2 separate regions of the Mus musculus genome follow, and region 1 is linked to region 2. The links are chromatin contacts, found by Hi-C or POLR2A ChIA-PET in ENCODE. All regions are on one chromosome and are shown on one strand. The core of a region is the stretch at or near the end of the contact, and the rest is flanking DNA. Distances in the headings are between cores, read along the strand shown. Region 1 holds the start of Edn1 (endothelin 1). Region 2 has its middle 14 kb from the start of Gm40925.

What was found. Hi-C counts contacts between places; a loop is a spot of excess contacts on that map. ChIA-PET counts read pairs that join two places held with the same protein, here RNA polymerase II (POLR2A).
Region 1: POLR2A ChIA-PET joins it to region 2 with 99 read pairs in Patski. The contact joins the promoter of Edn1 here to the enhancer-like site in region 2. A Hi-C loop is called at or near these places in 1 of 37 maps with a recorded cell type or tissue (regulatory T cell). POLR2A ChIA-PET finds 5 or more read pairs at or near these places in 1 of 5 experiments (Patski).

Annotation. Positions count from the first base shown.
Region 1 is chr13:42,299,728-42,303,909 of GRCm38, reverse strand. It overlaps Edn1 (endothelin 1), which reads right to left and starts at 2,434. Exons shown (of 5, transcript NM_010104.4): 1 at 1,952-2,434; 2 at 185-353. The coding sequence starts at 2,015.
Region 2 is chr13:41,661,619-41,665,416 of GRCm38, reverse strand. No RefSeq gene overlaps it. Among named protein-coding and RNA genes, the nearest start is that of Gm40925, 14 kb to the left of the region's middle. Within about 2 kb of position 2,527, at least 3 of the 3 ENCODE cell types and tissues checked have a DNase peak (open chromatin) inside an H3K27ac peak, as active enhancers do.

The DNA of each region.
Region 1 (4,182 bases), core at 1,185-3,684, 640 kb before region 2:
TTGCTACCACTAAGCTGACCTGTCTCAGTCAGCAGGGTTTCCCTTGGGAGCCACGGTTTTTTGTCTTCAGAAACGCTAAAGACAGAAGCTTCCCAGAACAGAAACTCCAGCCTGGGCTCTCCAGGCTCCAGAAAGCCCCAGTAGTAAGAGATGGCTAGGGTTACAATGCCCTCTAGAGACTCACTCGGGAGTGTTGACCCAGATGATGTCCAGGTGGCAGAAGTAGACACACTCCTTGTCCATCAAGGAAGAACAGGAACAGCGCTTGGACCTGCGGGGTCTCCAGGGTGTGCTGGGAGGGGGGCTCTGCACTCCATTCTCAGCTCCGGTGCTGAGTTCGGCTCCCAAGACAGCTGTGAAGAGAAGAGAGGGTCAGATTGGTAGTAATATCTTTCTTCAGGCGTCCAGAGCAAGCACCTGCACCCTAGTATTCAGGTCAGATCTAGCAGCGCAAATAGAAGCAGACAAGGCATAAAACTGCCTTTAGCCAGAAACACAAACAGAAAGAAAAGAGCTTCCTTTGTTCTCCGTGCCTAACAGGACTTCACCCTTACCCTGGCTGGCTTATCCACCTGCAGGGAGATCACACACACACACACACACACACACACACAGAGAGAGAGAGAGAGAGAGAGAGAGAGAGAGAGAGAGAGAGAGAGAGAGAGAGAGGAAAGGACTCCCCAGCCTTCTGAAGCCGCTTTGAAGTAGATACTGTCTGGTGGAATTTTGAGGGAGTCCATACCTGAGACATAGAATGGCACAACTCCCATAGATTAAACTGACAGGTGGCCACCAGCAAATAATATAGACTGCCTATTCCTGGCTATGGAGACATGTTCCCTACTCAGGATAAACTCTTTAGGGGTTTCCACCCCATTCCAGCGTGTGTAGGGGCACAGACCAGTCTAGGTGGCATATGGGTGCCTTTTTATAATAGACAGAAAGCAAAAACTTTCAGAAAATGCCTGGACACCGAAAAGAAACTAACTTTACAATATTCACTTCAGGTGGGAGACAAGTTGCCACTGACGGAAGAGAAGGTACAGCTGCTCAGGGAACCCAGGGAAAGTACCCCGTGGGTTCAGAATTCAGAATCTTTGGGCAGCACAGCTTGCTGTGGGACTTGACACCTCCCTCTGGCCCAACACAGCATCGCCGCGCAGTTTATCTGCTCGATTTTGTTCATTCCAAACGATCAGACACATTCCAGGGCTTTCACCCTTTTGACATCCTTTCTCTTTGCTTAGGGTCATGAAAAGACAAAAAGAGGGCACTGACCCTCAAAAAACAGGATGGGAGGAGAAAAGAACCAGCTGTGGCCCGTACTGTCTAATTCCTTAATCAGGCAGGAATGATCCCGGCTCCCCTCCCAGGACAGGTGAATACAACTGCAATAGAGCTCACAGTGTTTGAAGATGCCAAAAACCTGCCAAATGAAACCTTAAGTCAATAGTGACAAATTTTAAAGAAAGCATGTGCTTCGCCCTGAAACCGCCTGCGGGGTTATTCAGCGCATGGTTGATCGGCAGGTGATTTCCCTGCTCACGGTGTGCCTGCATGACCCGAATAAAATTCCTTGGCTTTAAGTTGGAGTGTTTCAATATTTTACACATTAGCGCACTATCAAGACAACGTTTGAATAAGCCCCTAAATGAACCGTGCAACCCTAAACACACTTATTTCAAAATAGATTTTTGCTTCAGCTGTACTGCTACAACGTTATTTTGAAGCTATGCGATACTCGGTTGTAGTCAGTTGTATTCAAACAGGGGTTTTATTTCTTTCGCTTCACACAGAAGTTAATTAATTGTAAGGCACTTGCTGCTGGAGCTTCAGTAATTAAAAAAATAAATAAAAAGGAAAGAATGAAAGAAAAGAAAGAAAGAAAAGTGGAAAACAGAAGCGATAACTGCGCTGCGCTGAAGTAGAAAGATTCGCAAGTGGCGCCTACCTGTTTCTGGAGCTCCTTGGAAAGTCACGAACAGCAGAGAGAAGATCACGGGAAAATAATCCATTCTGCAAAGGGGTCAGAAGAGTGGGGAAAAAGGAAAAAAAGAAAACTCGGTTGCAAATGGAACTCAATGCAAAACGAAGAGGACGGTGTCTGGTCGCTCTGATCGCCTCTGGGTTTTTTTGTTTTTTGTTTTTTGTTTTTTTTTTAGATCTCAGCGCGGTCCTCAGCAAGTGGCCCTTCCACTGGGGCGAAAGCGTCGCGGGCAGCCGGGAGGCAGCGCGCAAGGACAGCGGAGCAGACCGGGTCAGGCTCTCAGCGCCGGTGCAGGAACGCTTCTGACTCGGACAGTTCTCCGCCGCCTTTTTATATTGAACCCCTATAGAGTGGGGGTAAACAGCTCTGACTTTATTCCAGCCCTAAACAATGTTATTGTGTGATTAGTCACCCACAGGCAACGTGCAGCCAGAGATAAGACCCGGCTCTAGAGGAAATCACGGCTAACTTCAGAGGCAGACGCCCGCCGTCTGACAATCCAGGGGCAGGGCTAAGAAAAAGAAAACACCCACTAGACAGAGACCGCTGCAGAACCTGCAGAGAGCAGCAGCCCGCTTCCCCTTTTGCTAGCTGCCAGCCCCAGAGTTCAAGAATCAAGAGTTTCTCCAGAAGCAAAGTCACCCCATTGGAATGAAAAGTATGAAGTACAATTAAATAGATTGTATTGTGCGCGCGCAGGGGGGTGGGGTGGAGGTGGGGCTGATCATTGTTCACTTGATTTTCCTTTTATGTCTTTCTGATCAAACAAGGGGACGATCCCCACTCTTCGCTCTTGAATCCCAGCTACTGGGGCGGGCGGGGAACCAGATTAGTTTGGAAGATCACCCTACTTTTCCACCACCACCCCTTCCACCAAGTCTTTTCTAAACTAAAGTACTTCGCATTTGAGGTGAGAAAGATTCCGTCAGGAGTTAGCAAGGAAGGAAAACTAAATAATAATGATAACAACAACAATGTGGTTTTGTCAGGTACATCCTTATCTCCCTAGTATCGCCGATCAGAAGTACACGTACACACACACACACACACACACACACACACACACACACACACACTCGCCCTCCAATATTTCTTGTGCCCAGCCTCTCCCTGGGAATTGCTGCTATCGCGAAGGATCTTGAGAAATGGCAGAGACGACCGCCAGGGGGAGATGGAGAGCTGCAGGGGCTTATGCTTTAATAAGATAAAACAACTAAAGCCTCGGCTTCTAAATGATTAGTAACAAGCTGTGGCCAGGCAGAGAAGGGGCGCCTCACATACTAAAGAGAGGTGGCTTCAGGGCATTCCATTATTCCCTTCCCCGACTTTCCAGAGTCTCCTCCACATCACTTTGCTTCTTTACTCGGGCAAACCTGCGGTCTGTGCTTGATTAGAAAGCTACAAGGGGGGTGTGGGGAGGGAAGGACTGCCGATGCTGAATATGTGCATCAGATCATACCTCACCCTTTAATAACGTGTTTACATTTTCCAAACAGTTTCCTGTCTATTTTACCATGAAAGACTCCCTCCCCCAGGTGTCCATGGGTTATTAAGGCACAAGTGACAACATGTCTTCATGAATAAAGCAAAACACACAGAAAACACGTTGGCTTTTTTCAACAAGCTCCCGGAATGCCCATAAGCTGGAAACAACACACAGGATCCACGCAGAGTGGTTTCCCTAGGATGCTACCACAAAGGTCCCTTCTTCATCCCGTCTTGTTTGACTTCAGTTTTCCCTGGGAGTAGAGGCCAAAATAGACTCAATCCAGTCCATGCAACCATTTATTTCTTCACCTCTACAATCAAAAGGCAGACTTGATAGCAATACCCACGCTGTGGACAGAGACATGCTTAGGCCTAGTGACCTCTCTGGGAATCTCAGTAGGGGAGACACAGCAGCAGCAGCAGCAGCAGCAGCAGCAGCTTTAGGTCACTAAGAACTCTGTCCCTTAGGAGACTCTGGACTAAGAGCTGGAGACATTGAAGAAGCAGGAACCAGCATCCCTCCCACACCCACACCCGAGGCCCAGGGCCACTGGTAAGCCTCTGCCTCTGCTTTGCTTACCTCAGCCCAACCCCTGAGGGTGGGGGCCAGGAGGTGACAACTGCCCCTAGACCTGGGCCCCAACAGGAAGCCAGCTCATCCCACCCCAGCTCCTCAGGGGACCTGGAGGAGAGGAGAGCTGATGTCA
Region 2 (3,798 bases), core at 1,278-3,777:
AGTGACCTTGTGTTTCCACAGAAACTTGGATTTATCACCAGCAGACACACACACACACACACACACATATGCATATATGCATAGATGTGTATATATATGTATAATATATACATATATATATACACACACATACACATATATACACACACACATATATAATGGCACTCATAGAAAGATGAAAATTGTTTAAAAGCAAGAACCACATTGAAGGTGCTGTAGTGTAAAGCATTTTCTTTTCTTTTGCAACCTGCCAACTCTTTTTTCCTTATTGACTTAAATCAGTACATATTAATTATACATAATAATGGATTTCAGCATGACATTTTCGCACACGTACATCTCTTCAATCACATTCACCTCTGAATCTTTTACTTTGCAACTTAATGTCATTCTAAGTAAAGAAAATTAAATCTAAAAATGTCTGGGATGAGTTTTATTGCTGACCTTTATGTTGTAAAATGTTGGTTTAAAAATTCAAACATAAAGGTATTTAACATGTATGCAGCTCTCTCTCTCTCTCTCTCTCTCTCTCTCTCTCTCTCTCTCTCTCTCTCTCCCTCTCTCATTCTCTCTCTTTCCCTGTTAACTTGTATCATCACTTTGCCTAAGTCAGGGAAGCAAGATTAGACAGAAGGGACATAGGGTGTCCAGTCATGTTTCTTAAAATCTCAGTCAGGGTCTTCATTCTTTATTCAAGACAAGTTCTGGCATAAACGGGACAAAATCAACATCCTTCCTTCCTTACTCAGTCCTAGTCACCCTTCACTCATATTTTCTTTCAGTAGAATCTGTGCTCTTGGGCCATCTCAAATTCTAAATGTGAGCCAGCATCAAGGACCAAAAGATGCATTTCCTGTCATAACTCAGCTCACCTGTGTCATACTAAAGTCTTCAAGTTAGATAAAACTATTAAGGGCTTCAAGATGGCCACAGTTGTAAGTGAAACCGGATTAGGAACTCTTTTGAGTCCAGGGCTGTGTCAATGTCATACACCTGTGACACTGGCTTTGATGAGAGAGGTCACAGTACCTTAAGCATCTGGAAGCTGGAATCATGATTCTGCAAGGCACTCAGTTTCTTGGTCCTTGGAATCCTTAGAGGATGGATGTCTTAAGCATAATAATTACAAAAGTGTCATTGCTAAAAAGTTTACTATTCTACCTCTTTAGATTTTTTTTTAATGTTCAGGGAGTTGTCTTTGATGATGATGATAATGATAATGATGATTTTGTCAGCTTGCTACAAGCTAGGTCGCCCAGGAAGAAGAAACTTCAGTTTATGCCTCCATAAGACTGTCACGTAGTCTTATGTTGTCGGGGACATTTTCTGGATTAATGATTGATTGGAGGAGAGCCTAGATTGTTGTAGGTGGTGCCACCCCTGGAGAGGTGGTTCTGGGTGCTGTAAGAAAGAATTCTGAGCAAGTCATATGGGAGCAAGCCGGTAAGCGCACCCCTCCCCGGCCTCTGCCTCGGTGTCTGCTTCCAGGCTTCTGCCTTGAGCTCCTGCCCTGCATTCTCTTGATGGTGGACTCTATCCTGTCAGCTGAAACAAACCCTTTCCTCACCATATTGCTTTTGTTCAGGGTGTTTTGTCACAGCAAACCAAACTAAGACACAGGGTGTTTGGAGACTTCCGGTCTCCCTGTTCTCACTGGTAACCCGTTAAAACAGTGGTTCTCAACCTTCCTGATGCCGCAACCCTTGATCCAGTGCCTCACGGTGTGGCAACGGCAAACATAGAGTCACGTTACTTCATAACTGTAATGTTGCTACTGTTATGAATTGCAATGTGAGTAGCATCGTTTTTCATTGGTGTTAGGCCACCTCTGTGAAACAGTCATTCAACCCCCCCACCCACACACACACACTCACACACTCACACAGGGGGGATGGTAACTCACTGCTTTAAAGTGTAAAAAGAAAAGAATCACAATAGCTTTAGAACATGCTTAGCTAAGGTAAGCAACATTCTTTTGAGATGGATTTCTGCTGTTAGTTTTTTTCTTAAATGCTGCTGGCTTTGAAGATATCTCAGTAAGTTTTATACTTGAATGCACCTATGATCACACACACACACACATACTACACACACACATACACACATACTCCAAACAAACACACACACACACTACACCCTCCAAGCACACACACTACACACACACATACATACTCTATATACAATTCATACATATACTACACACAACATGCACACACACTATACACACATACACATACACACACTACACACTCCATGTATACACACACATTCCACACATACATACACAAATACACTCTACACTGTCCACATACAAACACTCACTCCACATACATACTCCATACACATATACAAACACACATATACACACAGACACACACAACCACACACATGGTGTTCTCTTATGCCCATGGAAAATCCCCATGCCGCCTCAGCTTGCCTTAGTCACCAGGGCTGCTGCTTGTGGTTCTGGCTGGCTTCCAGTGTGTGCCCTGCCCCTGACTTGGCCTGTTTTAGCTGTTGCTGTAACACCTGCTGGTTCTTGGGTCAGGAAAGTTCCTTAGGAAGAACATTCTGCCCTTTCTGAACACGACTTCCAGCATGGGCACGCACGCACGCTCGCTCGTGTGTGTGTGTGTGTGTGTGTGTGTGTGTGTGACTTCCTAGAAACCACGGTTGCTTCCAGCCAGGCGCCAGAGCAGCTCTTCCTGGGCAGGAGGTCATTTCAATAAGGGCCACTGGGGCTTAGTAAGCAGAGAAAAACTGCGCATTCCCAGACAGGATGTTGGGAAGACGCCCTGAATGAGCCTTGCTGGGCAAGAGACGCCAAGGGGACAGAGAATGTGGGCCAGTACCCGAGGAAGTTATTCACGAGCCTGCTGCTGTTTGATAAACAGCGAAGCAAAGCCTTCTTGAACAGCTAAACTAACAATGCGCGAAATTCCAGAAACTCTGCAAACAATGACTGGACATTCCTTGTCTCTTATTTGCTTATTTGTGCACTAAAACCTTTCAGAGACAACAGAAACCAGGGCTCTGACTTGGGTTTGAGATTGGGAGTGGTGTATGTAGCATGATGCGCTAGCTGTGCCCTGCTCCAACAGCCTCCCCTCCTTCAGGTATCAGCCGCATCCCAGGAACCCTCGCTGCTTCCGGTACCTTCTCACCTCAAACTAAAGTCTACCCGCAGTAGTACGAATCCTGATCAAAGTAACAGGTCAAAAGCACAGACTTCCACGGCTCACATGACTGAGAGATGTAACTCTCAGTCATGTTAGGAGGGGATCTAGACATTTCTCATGTAGCCGCCTGACTTGGATGAGATATTCAAATGTCTGAGGGCACATACTTCCTTTTAGAGACATTATTAAAATTATGAAATGTATACACACACACATAAAGCATACATAATTATGTAGGCATCTAATTACAAAATAAATAATATTATTATTGTATACATAAATATCTTTAGATTATTAGCCTACAGATACTGGCATGATGGATTTGTGTGTATATATACACATTGGTATGGGACATATATATGAATATATGTCCTACATTTGTCCATGACTGATATCAATTCTTCATGACAAGAAATAAAAACCCTCTCTTGTTCCTCTTCTCCCTGCTTCATTAAAATTACACTTGAAGCTTCTATTGCGATGCTCCCTCTTCTGTCACAAACCACCCTCCGCACCCTTCGTTCCTGTTCTGCTTTCTTCCAGTTGCATTCATAATTTTCAGTGCCCATGCAATATATCTGCTGTTATTGATTTTTTGTCCCTTCCTCCCCTTTCTCCT